Regions from separate parts of the Mus musculus genome. Here region 2 is linked to region 1. A link is a loop called in an ENCODE intact Hi-C map of the cell type or tissue named here. Cell type or tissue: heart. All regions are shown on one strand. Links, peaks and the distances in the headings refer to the core of each region. The heading gives the core; the rest is flanking DNA.

Region 1 (8,257 bases), core at 3,258-8,257:
GCTTGCAGGGCAGATTGCTGGGTCTTACTTGCTCCTTTTCCAGGTACCAGGGTCGAAAAGTGACCTCTTCTTTGAAAGCAAATGGCACTGAATGTGCCCTGGATCCTGGGGAGGTGGGGCAGGAGGCACTGTGGGTGGGAGATAACACTGCTGAGGTGCCAGATAGGCCTCTGCAGAACACAACCCCTCTACCATATCGCATGCTCCTTGTTCCCCATGCCAACTGTGCTGCCTATGAGTTCAGGCTTGCACACAGGCTGACTTTTGTGTTACACACTATAATCTCACTATGTCTGGCTTGGGTGGGGTGAGTGATGGCTGGATGTACAATCTACAGGGAAAGAACAGTCTGCTTATTCATGTAGACAGGTTAGCGAGGCCATAGGGTCATAGTTGCAAGGGTAGTAATTAAGCCTGGAAAGGCCAGGTATTCCTCCTCCCTAAGGCATAGGCCTGTGCTCTGGATAACCTTCTGCCTCTCTACTCTCATTAACCAATCCTATCTTCCTTTTGGCTTATTCTGCAAGGAGATAGATGCCTCTCTGGGATTGTGACATATACCTTATTTACCTGCTATCACAGAGAGGTCACTTCCAGGCCTTGCTGCTTAAGTTTTCTTATACGTGGAAGAACCAGCCTCTGCCTAAGGTCTGGCAAGGGTCCCTTCAGAGTCAGCCAGTTTTCTTCACTGTCCTTCAACGATGAAGACAGCTTTCCCCCTAGACCCCAGTACCCCATCCCCATTCCGAGCCCCTAATGTCTCATCTCACTGAGATTTCTGCCCAGCGGCCTGACTGCAGTCTGATGATAAGATCCTGACAATACTCTTTATGTCTTTGTGGGGTACCCTCACTGACAGACTCTCTCCTATGTGACTTGTCTGGGTCTTCACATACTTGGCCTCTTTTGTTCTTGCTCTATCTATTGGCTTGTTGCCTTTCCTTTTGGACTGAGAGGACCACGAAGGTAAGAACATCTTATCATTCTAGCTTCTCAACACTGGGTTCTGGCTGGCTAACACAGAGTTTTAAGGCAAAGCAACATTGGGACCGTTTACATTTGTATCACAAATCACTTCTTGGAGCATTCACTCTCTATTTTACAGATAAACAGATGCTCGGTGCCTCATTACAGGGTGAATGTCAGCCCCAGGAAGCTGAAACTTCTGCCCTAGGGCCTGTGGAACTATGCACACTAAATGTGTAGGACACAGGCATGGAACTGGGCCTGCGTTCCAACCCAGGCAGAGGTCACTCTGCCTCAGTGTTTCCTCTTACTGTCACTGCAGAGCACAGTGTCCTGTCTGTCTCCTGGGACGAGCTTCCTGAGCAGAGTGCATTGTGCTCGGCCCTCCCTGAGCAACTGCAAATGCCAGCCCTGCTCTGGCAATGAGATCCTCCCATGCATGCTGGGGCAATGGCAGATACCACCCTTCCCAGATAAATTAGGGACACCTTCATAAATGGCTTTTAGCCTCTAGGGCCTGGCTGGAGATGAGAAGCAAAAGGACACATGGCTGCTGGGGTTCCTCAGCTTTGCTGGGTACTCCACAGCCCTCTCGGGGAGCAAAGCTGTTGGCACAAAGCCAAGAGAAAGAATATATTCAAGCTCCCTTTTGCATGTCTCTGTTGAATAAAGAGCTCTAAGATGAGAAACAATTTGAAAATATTTCTCTTGTGATAGTCCCTTATCCAGAACACTTGAATAGTCTTTACCTTGGTGTGCCTGCCATATTGATTACAGGACACACCAGCCCCAGGCCCAAACTCTGGATGTTCAAGTATCGCAGGGGGTATAATATTATCAATACAAATCCTTTATGCAGTCACCTCTAGATTACTTACAATGTGCAATGTAAATACTTGTTACTCTGCTTTATTAGGCAGTGTCAAGAAAAAAAACCTGTAATTAAAATATTTTTCATATATACCTTTAAAATTTTGTATTTACTATAGATGGGTGTCTTTCCTGCATGTATGTCTGTGTACCATGTATGTGCAGTGACCATAGAGGCCAATAGGGATATCAACTCCCCTGGAACCGTAGTTACATAGAGTTGTGAGCCACCGTGTGAACGTCAGGCATTGAACCGGGAGTCCTCAACTGTCCTTCAACAGTGAGTGTTCTTAATTGCTGAGCCATCTTTCTAGCCCAAAATATCTATATCTGAATCTGTCATTCGATACTAATACTGTAACACAATAATACTATAACACTATAGATTTCCCTTTTGACAGCCCAAAGGATTGAACCCCCATGGCTGCATGCCTGCTAGGCAAGTAGTCTGCCACTGAGTTACATTCCAGCGTTCTTCCTCGAGAGAGAATTGAGGAGCGAGGAAGAGGGCAGGTCTTAATAATTTATCCTCACTAGTAACTCTTTGCCTCTCCAGTGCTGGGATTACAAATGTGTGGCACCATATTCCACAGGTCCCTGTGGAACATGAGTTCCCTGGATTAAAAAACTACCAACTGGGCTCTCTCTCCAACTAATGGGTGATGAATGTTCTGTTCCTCCAGTTTGTTCCTCTAGTCTGTTTGTCTTTGGGAGGCAAAGTAGTCTGATGGCTCCAGCATAAAACCGCACCATAAACAAGTCTACACTGGAGCAACTTCTATTCTGTTTGTAAAATAAGGATGAGAACCATGCTTACTCCAGAGGGGTCTGTGGGGATTTGCTAAGGGGCTGGGGAGATGGCTCAGTGCGTTAGGAGTCCTGGCTGCCCTTCCAGAGGACCTCAGTTTGATTCCCAGCACCCACATGGCAGCTCACAGTATCTGTAACTCCAGTTCCAGGGGATCACATGCCCTCTTCTGACTTCCACACACAGGCCCCAGGCACTTACATGGTACACAGACATATGTGCAGGCAAAACATCTATACACATAATTTAAAAAAAAAAAGATTTTTAAGCATAGTACTATTACTTAGTAAATTTTAGCTATTTTTCTGCCATGAGAGGGATCTAAAAGGAAAGAATTGGGGACTAGATACTTGCTATAGCCTCTGTATGTTAATATTCTAACACCTCAGGGGACAGTATAAACGCACGGCCCTTGGGAAGTGATTAGATCATGACAGCAGTATCCTCAATGGTATTAAGTGTTATACCACCGTGCCCGGGTGTTTTTGAGACAGTCTCTATAAGATTGGCCTAGTACTCCCGATGATCTTCCTGCCTTGGCCTTCTGAGTACTGGCATTGTAGCCATGTTCTACTATACCCAGCTTAGATTTTAAGGGAAAAAAAAGCTACAAACTGTGGTTAGTCGATTTTGGCTGTAAAGAAAGGCAGGAGCTACATGCTTGGGATTTCTTCCAACCTAAAGGGCCTGGGAGTGCATTTTAGCTTTGGCCTCCTGGCAGGTTTTTCACTCTACAATAGAGCTGTCTCCTGCTATTGAGATCCCTGAGAACAGCTCAACGCCATGGTCCAGCCTTATAAATCTGATAAAAATAGGAGATGAAACACCATCCCGGGGTCGCTATTTTTAAAAGCGCCTGAGATGCTGGATTGGGTTTATTTCTTCCTCAAATGGCATCTTGCTGTCCCTTCCTCCAGGATGTGAACGTGGCACATGTGAGGGACAGGAGCCAGATGTCTGGGAGGAGGCATATTTGTCAGGTAGCTAGCTGCCTGGCCAGCAGGAGCCTCCTGGCCCAGATGCACCTGCCTCCTCCCACACCCCGTCTCCTCCCTCTGTTTGAGGTTCCAGTGGTTGTCCCAGGAGTCAGGTGTTTGCCACATCTACCTAGGAGAACAGGACAGGTAAAAGAGGAGGCAAAAGGATGGGGATGGAAGCGGTTTGCTTGCCAGCCGAGTAAGACTTACTGCTGTTATTCTGAAGGTTGTCTTGGCTCACCTCATCACAGCTAACCTCGGAAAGGAATAGTCCCTTAAGGCCAAAGCCCAGCTTGTTACATCCCTGACTCATGGTAAGCAACTTGTAGTGTCCTGTCAAGGGGTGCAGTGGGATTGGCAAGAACCTAGAACCCAGAAGTCTAGGATGAAAGAAGTCCTTATGTTAGAATCGCTTCCTTCTCTTCCTCAGAGATACAGGGGATTCTAAGTTGCTGGTTCAGCTTCTGTCTGTACTGTTAAGAAACTGTGTAATCTTGGTTCTCAGAAGGGTGAGGCAGGAGGATCACAAGTTCTAGGTCAGCCTGGGTTACTTAGTGGGATTTTTTTTTTCCCCTAAGGGGTGCTGGTGGAGGAAGAAGAAAGTGCAAGAGACAAGTCATAAACACATAGTAAGATAAAGTGGATGATGGGGGCTAGGATAGGCTTGACGCTGTGCTTCTGAGTGCATGCATGTTATATGTTTAAAAGGCATTTGTCTGCATGTTTATTGAGCACATATATATCATATGGTGATTTCAGGACAAGTTCCCCTCCATTGTCTCATTCAATACTAATAATGCTCTTTGAATAAGCTCAGTTATTTCCACTGATCTTTTTTTTCCCCCCCATTAAGAAAAGGAAAGCTATTTAGTGGCAGAAGCAGGATTAGGACTCAAGTCTCTAGGCTCAAAAGAAAGAAGAAAAAAAAAGCTGATTCTTAAGCTCAATTTTATGGTAGAAGGATTTTTACCTTTAGCAAGAACTTGTCTTTGTACCTAGTTTGGTGAAGACTTATCCAGGTTTGGAGGCCGGGCAACTGTTTCTTGAATCAACTTGCCAGACATATTTCAGTTGTTCTTTCTCCCCGAGCAGTTTTTCTTTTGCCTTCTTCTTTTTCCCTTGCCAAACACAGAGACATAGTCATTGTATTGTCTATTCCCAGCTTAGCTCCAGACCAGGACATGAAATGTAATAAATATTTGTTGAGTGACTAGGTGACTGTCAGGCCAAAGGTACCATTCAAATAAAACTAGGTTTTGGTGAGCTGCCAAAGAGCTTCCACCTATGCAAGGTATAATTCAGATGGAAACAGCCGGAATGGAAGAAGCTGGAGGCCACCTCTTCGTTTTGTTGTGAATTGGAGAGTCCCAACACATGAGACCTCCAGCTTCCCCTGACGATGACTTTAAACTCCGTTAAAACCCTGGGCACTTACTGTCAGTTATTCACATCTTACTTACACTTAGTCACATCCTGTGCCGCCTGTTTCTTGATGGGAGTCCAGCACAACACCCGCCACCCCTTCTCTGCAACTAGATAGCAAGCTTCCGGGGGAAGGGGGACTGGATCTAATACTTTCCTTGTAGCCCCAGGGTGCTCAAGCTAGGAACTGGGTAACACTGTGCTGACTCCTGAAATGGACAGTCCTGCAGGGTGGTTTCTGCACTGTTTGCAGTCCAGGCAATTCTAGAGCCCACGGCATCAGGGTTAAAGGCTTGAAGGGGTTTCCTCTGGAGACAGGATGCCTGGCGCCTTCAGCAAGAACGGAAACTGAGAAGTTATCCAAGGCTAAGAGAGGGTATGCAAAGGAGGAAGAGCTAAGGGAGCAGTTTGGGGCGCATAGGCCGGCCTGGGGCAGAGAAAAGGCTCGTCAATTTAGGTCACCTGACTGCCATGAGGGCATGGGAGGATATTGGAAGGATGGACTTCTATTCCTGTTCTTGAGTTTCTGTAGAGAGAAAAGGATACTTTTTTTTTTTTTAACCGCGCGGGGACAGCAAAGAAGCCTTTCTTGGTTATTGTTTCCAGGAGAGCGTGGGATCAGTGCTAGAGGCAACGTTGGGCATACTCATCTTGGAGCCATTCACAGGCAGCGCTTGCCCTGGGTTTGCCCTCACCCGATCCAGCCTCCCGCACCCCGGCCGTCTCTCTCCAGGCCAGGGAGGCCTCCAGGCCAACCCCAGTCTCCCCGCGGCCTCACACCCTCGCCCTCCTTCCTCTGCGCCCTCCCTCCCTCCTTACTCCCTCCTTTCTCTGCGTCCTCCCTCCTTCGGCGCGCCCTCCCTCCTCGATGCCCTCCCTCCCTTCTTAGCTCCCTCCTTTCTCCGCGCCCTCCCTCTCTCGGTGCGCCCTCCCTCCAGCGCGGCGTTCGCGGCTGTCGGCTTCCCGACCGTGTGCGCAAGCGTGTCCGGCCCCTTCCCCGCCCCCCGCCCCCCGCCCAAGCCCTGGCCCCCGCCTCCCCTTCAGGCGGACTTGCCCGCTCCCAGGCCGGCCCCGCTCCCGGGACAGGGACCGGGCCGAGCGGAGCCACTGCGCCAGTGCTGCCCCGCCAGTCGGGGCGCCTAACGGATCGGAGCTGCGCGCGGATTTACCTCGCCCCGCCCCGCTCCACCCGCGAGGGTGAGTACGCGGCAGCCGGGCTCTGGGGCCCCGCGGCGGAGGGCGGGGAGTGACGGGGCTGCGAGGCTGCAGCCTCCCGCCACGGCTCGGAGAGGTGGTCGGGGGGCCCCGCACGTGGACGCCACGCTGCACGGGGTTGGTGTAGGGTGGCCACAGCCCTGGGGAGCTGGGTCCCTTGCTTGGACTAGATTTTCGCGGGAAGCCTGACTTGTCTCGCTCTCTAGGAGTGAGTGAGCAGGACAATCCTCCGGAAAGTTTCTAACCCCCAACCCTGTCGCTCTTGCGTCCTAGCTGAATGGGTGACTATCACCTCTAGCATCCTCCGAAGTCAGGACGTGTGGGCTGGCTTTGCTAGAGGTGACAAGTTTTGCAGGGTCTGCCTGTGTGCTGGAGTTGCAAGGTCGCTGAGGCAAAGCCCAAAGGTGGGCTTGCCAAATTGCAGGGTGGCTGTGTCCAGGGATTAGGGGGGGTCTTTGGGCCAACTGTGCTTCAAAGTTGCCTGGGTAATGGGCAGTGAGAAGGCCTAGGATAAGACTGAGAAGTTAACCTAGAGCTGGGGCAGAACCCTTGTCTATGTCTGTTCTAGGTGCCTCTCTGAGACCCTTGCTGGCTGAGACCTATGGGCAGCCCCGAGATGCCAACGTGTCTTGTACCACTGCCATTCCTCCCAGACCGAGGGGTAGACTTTCTGGTTTATGAGTCTGATCTACTCTGTTCTCTGTCCTCTAGGCTAGATCCTCCCCCCCCCCTCCCCCCGGTCAGGCTTAAAAGGCTAGTCTGGGTTTGAATAGTACCACAGTGATAGTTGTCTCTCACAAGGGGCACACACCAATACCACAGGGCAGGGTCAGTGCTACAGATCCCACTTGGCCCCTCCAGGCCTCTCTACCCAGGGGGTTGTAAACGAATTGATATGTGTAAGTATCAGGGGTACAGAGGGAATGTTGTGAGTTTGCTAGTGAAACACCATCCATAACCTTACTTTCCCAGGCACCCCTAGAGTGCTACCTAGGAGGTGCCAGTCACTTAGGGCCTCAGAAATAACTGGACATGTTTTGTTCTGTTGGGAGTTGGTCTGCAAACATCCTTTGAGAAAACTGACACCGCTCGGCTTCCTCAAACTTATTCTGCCTCTGCCCTACTCTGAGCATCCCCTATGGCCTGTCCTGTTGCATAGGGGAAGGCATCTTTGGCTGCTTACTGAACCCTGGGCCTCACCTCCCACTCATTTCACCCTCCTCAACACATCCGATCCCCCAGCCCCACTACAGCAAGCCAGGAGTTGGGCCAGTCCCCAAAGATTTCAAGGTGATGATGGAGATAAAGAGAGGTATGCAGGCAGAAGTCATAAAAGTAAATTAGGGACTGGGGGTGTGGTTCAGTGACAGACGGAGCTGCCTACAATCCCAGTACTGGGGGGGGGGGCGGCGGGGGGGGGGGAGGACGGACAACGACACAAGGAATGCAGTTGGTAAAGTGTTTACCTGTCATAAACTCTTTAAACTTGATCTCTTAACATTGCCTAAACATATTGTGGTGGTACCTATTTATAATCCCAGCACTCTGGAAATGTTATGCCAGCATTTTGACTGTAGATCATCCAGGTCATCTTCTGTTCTATGTGGAGTTTGAGGCCAACCTGAGCTACATGAGACCCTGTCTTAATAAGCCCCTTCTGGAGTTATTCTCCAAGGTTATTCTGGGATTATATCTCTCCAAGATAGAGCACTACCTTGCTATCTAAGATGGTTAAGAGCACTGAGTGGTTTTACAGGGGACTCAGGCTCAATTCCCAAGTACCCATATAGTGACTAATTCCAGTTCCAGGGGATCTGACCCCCTCTTCTGGTTGCCACAGGCTCAGGCATGCACGTGGTGCACATAAGTACAATACACACAGGCAAGACACTGATACACTTTTTCTTTTAGAGTTGCCTGCTTAGGCTTTAAACAGAAGGGACTATTTAGCTTAAGAGTGGGTTGCTGCTCAGAGAGAGGAAGCCCCCATTCCACTAGG
Region 2 (6,628 bases), core at 1-5,000, 71 kb after region 1:
ACTTTGGTTCACCAGCACCTGTAACTCTAGTTCCAGACCACCCAATGCCTTCTTCTGGTCTCTAGAGGCTCCTGCGTGCACATGGTATATATAACTCAAGCAGGCACAAACATCATTAAGTCTCTGCATTTAAAACTTGATAATCAGGAAAAAGGACGTGGACCAATGGTAGAACACTTGCCTGGAATACATGAGGCCCAGGTTCTACCTCCAGCACCATAGAGAGTTCACAGTTTTCTTGAGTAATAAATCCACTTTCTCATCTGTGTTAGCTCCATTCAGGTAGGTGCTTGGTTAGTTAGCTGTTGCCCGGTTGGATAGCTAAGGTCAACGAGAACTGGGCAGAGAACTGACCCTGAGGTTGTGTGAGGTAGATGGTGGAGGAGGAGGGGATTGTGGTTCTTTAAAACTCCCTCTTACTCTGTCCCTCAGAAGCCAACCACGGGTCTGCTAGCCATCACCTTGGCTCTACACCTCTGCGACTTAGTGCACATTGCTGGCTTTGGCTATCCAGATGCCTCCAACAAGAAGCAGACCATCCACTACTATGAACAGATCACACTTAAGTCTATGGCGGTAAGCAACCCATTTGGGAGCCCAGTGAGCCAGGTTGGCTAGGATGACACAACTGGAGGGATGTTGGGTATAGGGGACACAGAGTGGCTCTGGATGTGGTCTTCAGTATCAGAGCTGGTACCTGGGCATCTGGACACCACAGCTGGCATCCTCTGCTTTTGCCACATGACTTCTGTCTCCTATCTGAGAGCCAGCATAAGGAAGAAAAATCCCAGGAATCCTGGAACCAGGGAGATGGGGAGGAAGAATTTTCTAAAGACAGAGTGCTACCCCTCATTTTTCCCTGGCTGTCTCCACAGGGATCAGGCCATAATGTCTCCCAAGAGGCTATCGCCATCAAGCGGATGCTAGAGATGGGAGCTGTCAAGAACCTCACATACTTCTGACTTGGATGGGAGCTGTAACACCTTGGTTCCCTACTTTGCCATCTGAGTAGGCCCTGTCTACAGCTTAGAGGTTCCTGGTGCCAGTACAATCCAATTGAACTCACCCTCAATGGAGAGGGTGTTCTGGGGCTGTCCAGGTCTCCAGAGAGGCTATGCCCCTGCCTACTTTGGTGGATTTCAAATCCAGACAGGGTAGTCACACCGAGGCTACAGGAGCCTGGCTAAAGGGGGGGGGGGGGGTGCTGTTACTGTGGCATCCCCTCTCTCAGCCAGCACAAAGAGCTGTTTTGTTTTGTTTTGTTTTGTTTCGTTTTGTTTTGTCTTGTATTGTTGGTGGTGGTTGGTTGGGTTTTGTTTGTTTGTTTGTTTTTGTTTGCTTTGTTTTGTTCTTGAGACAGGGTCTGACTGTGAAACCCTGGCTAATCTGGAACTCACTATGTAGACCAGACTGGTCTTGAACTCACAGAGATCCAACTGCCTTTGCCTCCCAAGTGTTGGGATGAAAGGCATGTACTACGCCTGGCCCCAACACCAAGAGATTATTTAACATTCTATTTAATTAAGGGGTAGGAAAATGAATGGGCTGGTCCCAGGATGTTCATGAAAGGGACACAATACAGTGTTCTGCCCACTTTTTAATAAAATTTACATGTGATTGGCCTGTTAAGGCCCAATTCTAGAGCTGGCCTCCCAGAAAGATGGAGGCATCAAGAGTGGGAGGGTGTCCTCCAGAGAGAGGTTGCTACTTCCCAGCAGGCATGGGGGGAGCATTGACAAGGGGGTTCCACCTAGAAGGGGCCTCACCTTGAAAAGAGGTTGTAAAAGACCATTAAAATATTTTTTTTTCTAAAATGGAAGCACTTGTGGGGCTCTGTGTCCTTTCAGATTGGGGAGAACATTGCTGAGGGTGAAATTACAGCAGAATTTTTGAGATGGTACCAAGGGTGAGCATTGCCATCCTGGTGTGCCTAGGGTGAGCATTACCATCCTGGCAGAGCAAACAAGCAGTCAGAGCCCAGATCAGCCCTGTCTTCAGACACCCAGCCTGGCATCTTGCAGCCCAAGGGACTAAGGAAGGGAGGAGAGGTGAAGGGTGCCAGATGGAGGTGGCAACACCCTTTCCCATCATCCTGTCTCTCCCTCCCCATTCCTCAAGTTACCCGGATCTTAGGCTGGGAATTGCATGTTTTAAGGACAGGGTGGAGTCAGACAGAGAAGGCTGCTTTCCTTCTTAAATTAAGTGGGACTCAAAAAATAGAGCTGATGGGAGGTCCTGCGAGTGCGGCAGTGTGGGTTGCCAGGTTTGCAATGGGCAGGGCTGGGGGACAGCACTGGAGGGATTTGGCAAGCTCTGTCAGTTAGTCACTGGTCCAGGGAGTGAGACTTTTCCTTCCCAGCCTCTTGAAACTTAACAGTCCTGCCATTTGCTTGGCTCTCTGGCCTTATTCTCCATCTTGCAGGCTCTGCTCTATTGCCAAGTGGGCCTCTTGCCACCCCTACAGCTGTTCCTTTACATCTGGAGCCAGGAGGGAGTGTTGGAACTGCCTCTAGGGGACTGGAACTCACAGCTGTGTTCCTGGCTTTCTCAGAAAGAGCTGCAGTCTTGAGGCTCTGAGACAAGCCAGACAGGGATGGGATAGATAGGGAAGGGCAGTGGCTAGGGAGGGACCACGGAGGGTGACACCACATACTGGAACAGTAAAGAGAACAGCCAGCCTCATCTAACTGAAAACTCCTGAGCAACAGCTCAAGTAGGGTTGGGAGTGGTCTGCGGGAATTCTGAAAGGTAGCAGGACTACACTGTCTGAAGCCCATGTTTTCTCTACTGATCAGGACAGGCTGTCAAAGAGGCTTTTTTGTAGGGGTTCGTGAGTACCTCTAGACATCCAGACTTTGCTTCCCTAAAAGGGAGTGTCCATTTCTCTATCTGAGGCCTTTGAAAGGGGCTGTCTGCACACTTGATCCAGCTGCCCTGGACTGAGGCCACCGCCTGATACTGAACGTGCCGAAACTTGAGCCAGAAGCCATACACACTGGGTCACACTGCTCCTCCTAACTCCACAAGTCTCAGAGATAGGGAGGTTTATAATCTTGGGTTGACAGCGAGACACAATCATATGCACAGCAAAGTGTGTATCTAGGCATCCACCCAGCCCGTTCTTTTGTGGGGGAGGGAGGGCATTGGAGGGAGGAGAATGGGTCCAGCGCTCCAAACTGTACGCAAGCAGAGGCAGTGCCCAGCAAGGGTCAAGGCTGGGAGTGGAGCTTTGATGGGGAGTTATTGGATGGGGTTCTTTAGTGTTCTGGGAAAGAAGCTTTCAGCCTAACTTATGTGAATGGATCGCGTGCCAACTTGTCTGGTACTGATTAAACCGTGCCCTGAAAAGGCCGCTGGAGGAGAAAAGAAATAGGGGGACACAACTGAGTTTACATCAGGTTGGGCCTGCCAGTTTGCTCTGTGCTTCAAGCTCTGATGCTGGCCTTCTTAAAGTCCGAAGAATTTGTCTCAGCTACCTGGAGTGACTGAAAAATGGAGATTCCTGGGTGCTGCTAAGTGTGGGGCTCAGGAATCAGACTCTAACGAGCATCCAGAGCCACTGCACCAAGTCTAGACTCTAGTCTAGGAGGATCTCTCATGGGCCTCTCTCTCTCTTCTCAATCCTCCCATCTGGTTTGCTGTAAACCCCATCCTAATCCCCCGTGCCCTTCAGCAGTGTTAAATTAGCCTCACGCTCGCGCAGGTTCCGCCCCAGACGAGGGGGAGAGGCCGGGGAGGGGGCGTTTAAGGCGCTGAGTTTGTCTTACTCTTGTCAGTGGCTGGGCGGGGCCGTCGGACAAGAGTTTCTTGGTTGCTGAATCAGACACTTTAGCAGGCCTCTGCCTAAATCGGCCTGAGTGCTGAGGCCTGGGGTCTCAAGGGGAGTCGGGGTGGGGGTGGGGAGGGAAGGGATGATGGCTGCTCAGAGCTCTGCTGCTTCCCATGAGGCCAGAGAGAAGAAACCGACTGCCTGGGAGCCCAAGAAACCAGGGAACCTAGAAACCAGGGGAGACTCTCCCAGCTTGAGACCACCATCCTGGGCGACACAGAGTATGGGTCTTTCATCTAACACGTTTAAATGATGTCTTATTTTCAGATATTGGAGGGTTTGTTTTAATTTGTTTCATTCTAAAATTATGTGTCCGTGAGTGTTATGTACACCCGAGGGCAGAACCGTTGGATTCCCCCTGGAGCTGAGTTTGCAGGCGGTTGTGAGCTGCCCCTCGTGGATCCTGGGACCCAAATTCTGGTCGTCTGTTCCTACATGCTCTGAACCGCTGAGCCATCTTTTCAGGCCCTCCCCTTTGAGGTTTTGATTTACACTTTCAGAGGACATAAGTATATATTCAATTGCTTTTTCTCCTGAGACTGTCTAGTCTGCAAAAAGTTCCAACTTGGAAACAATACTGTCTGCGAGACAGTTAAGTGTAGTGTGCACACACACAAAACAGTCCCCTCCCTGCTGGTTCATTTAATTAGCCGAAGAAACCTCTGTTTCTCCCATCTGGAAAATGCTGATTACCCATGCCTGTCTCACAATGAAATCTTCAGGATCTAATGGGAACATGATTGTAAAGACATTGTGTGGACTGTAAAGTGAGTTATAAATAACGGGATCGCAAAGCAGCCTTGCACAATGGAAAATACTGGAGAGTGTGTAGAACTGGCGAGCTAGATTGGTGGAACCAAATACTTGTCCCGGGACTGAATTAACCCAACACGGGGAGGCAAGTCTATCTTGAATCACACCCACAAGCCTAGCAGAGGGCTGTGGCAGTCAGATGTAGGTTTTGCATAACCTGTGAGCCAAGTGCAATTCCTTGCTACCAGTGGTTTTCAAGTTACAGTACCACACTGCTAGGGATTCTTGGAAACGTTTGGAAAGTGATGTCACTGTTTTAGTGGTATGTGGTATGTGACAGTAGCTTCCTAAACACGACTGAGAAGCACAACTGCATAGTTGATGTGCGCTCCTCTGAGCCTTCTGTTGTTGTTGCAACCTTAATTGTAGCTACAGAAAGTGATTTGGTGGTTCAAAATTATCTTGGTTCTGTACAAGCTCTGGCTCTAGGAAATTAGGTCTGCCTTCCAAATTAAAAGTCTGAGGTGTGTGTGTGTGTGTGTGTGTGTGTGTGTGTGTGTGGCCCTCAACTAATGAGGAGTCCATTATGAAATCAAGATGCATCCAGCTAATGATATATAAAACAGTAGTCCCTTGATGCTTGGCAGAGGCAGTGCCCCACAGCACCTAGCCATTCATGTGGTCATGGTGGGAACCCCACACTGCTCTCCTCTGGGCTCTACTGTGGTTAGGTGTAATATTGCGCGCGCACACACACACACACACACACACACACACACACCTTGAGGTAGGTCCTTGCTGTGTATCCTAAGCTAGCTCTGGTACTCACTATGGAACCCAGGCTGATCTTGGGCTCATGGCAACCCTCCTGTTTCTTCAGTGCTAGGGTTACAAATTGTGTCACTACACTACTTTTACATATACTATTTATCATGAGCAAAGAAGTGGATCAGGATATAACACTATTATAAATCAAAGAACTCGGGGGGGTGTGTGTGTGTCACGTGCGCACGAGAAAGAGAGAGAGAGAGAGAGAGAGAGAGAGAGCTTCATCTACTTTATCCTGTCCCATTCTTTATCAAAAAAACAAAAATAAAACAAAAACCTCGCTCAGTGTCAGCTCCATAAGAAAGTACGGACAAATGAATCTCTGTGGTGCCTATTAGCACACTAAAGTATGTGTAGCATGCAAGCCTTGAGGCTTCCTCAGTACCTGTGTCTCTTCTCAGCCCTTGCTACCCTGCCCCCTACCCTAAACTTCTCCAGATCAAGACCCTCCCTTCCACCAACTTTTTATTTCTATCTTGGTGCTCTCTCTCTCTCTCTCTCTCTCTCTCTCTCTCTCTCTTCCTCCCTCCCTCCTTCCCCCCAACCCCCCCCCCGTCCCTGCTCTGTCTTCGGCCTCCACTCTATGCTCTCTCTTATCTTCCTCTCCTCTCATTCTCTCTCCATCCCCTTGATCCATACTGCCGGCCTTGTTGAGTCTAACTTTCTCTCCCTGCTCTCTCTCTAGCTGTATTGCAAACTTATCGGCAATAAAAACCTTCCCCTCAACCATACCTTGGAGTGGCCCTGTCCTCATGCCATACAATTAGGATCTTTGGACTTCTTTGCCTGAGAAATAAGCTGACAAGACGTGATGATGTATACATTTTTAATCCCAGCATTCCAGAGGCAGAAGTAGATAGATCTCTGAGTTCAAGGCCAGCCTAGTATACATAGCAGTTCCAGGGCAGATCAGCAAAGGGAGACCCTGTCTGAAAAATAAAACAACTCAAAAAGAAATAAGGTAGATTGTGTGTGTGTGTGTGTGTGTGTGTGTGTGTGTTGTGGTGTAACACAATTGGTAGTGTGCTTGCTTAGCACACACAAAGCTCTGGGTTAGATTCAAGATACCACATAGAGTGTGGTCATCCACACCTGCAGTCCCAGTACTCAGGAAATGGTAGCCAGAGAGGTTATCCTGGGGTACGGAGCCAGATTGAAGTCAAGTCTGAGTTACATGAGACTCTGTTTTGAAAAGACAAAGGGAAAAAGGAAGGTAGG

What was found. Hi-C counts contacts between places; a loop is a spot of excess contacts. Peaks named below come from ENCODE experiments on the same cell type or tissue, not always from the same donor. Only the 100,000 strongest peaks of a DNase experiment are listed, where the experiment ranks them.
Region 2: a loop joins it to region 1, with 2.2 times the contacts of the local background. A loop is called at or near these places in 15 of 42 quality-filtered maps.

The regions. Positions count from the first base shown.
Region 1 is chr9:35,114,681-35,122,937 of GRCm38, reverse strand. St3gal4 (ST3 beta-galactoside alpha-2,3-sialyltransferase 4) reads left to right here and starts at 6,074. Exons shown (of 11, transcript NM_009178.4): 1 at 6,074-6,240. 4930581F22Rik (RIKEN cDNA 4930581F22 gene) reads right to left here and starts at 6,210. Exons shown (of 6, transcript NR_029475.1): 1 at 6,098-6,210; 2 at 4,592-5,569. It overlaps LOC115487216 (a long non-coding RNA gene), which reads left to right and starts at 3,394. Exons shown (of 3, transcript XR_003948311.1): 1 at 3,394-3,768; 2 at 3,848-3,935; 3 at 5,650-5,738. In heart, for the core only: CTCF peaks have their summits at 6,170 and 8,112 (motif pointing left); DNase peaks (open chromatin) are centred at 3,662, 5,257 and 6,057; H3K4me3 peaks cover 2,953 bases; H3K27ac peaks cover 3,112 bases.
Region 2 is chr9:35,041,767-35,048,394 of GRCm38, reverse strand. St3gal4 (ST3 beta-galactoside alpha-2,3-sialyltransferase 4) reads left to right here. Exons shown (of 11, transcript NM_009178.4): 10 at 433-576; 11 at 876-1,819. The coding sequence ends at 962. Among named protein-coding and RNA genes, the nearest start is that of Gm51705, 9.7 kb to the left of the region's middle. In heart, for the core only: a CTCF peak has its summit at 2,525; DNase peaks (open chromatin) are centred at 2,464, 3,124 and 3,794; H3K27ac peaks cover 1,604 bases; H3K27me3 peaks cover 391 bases.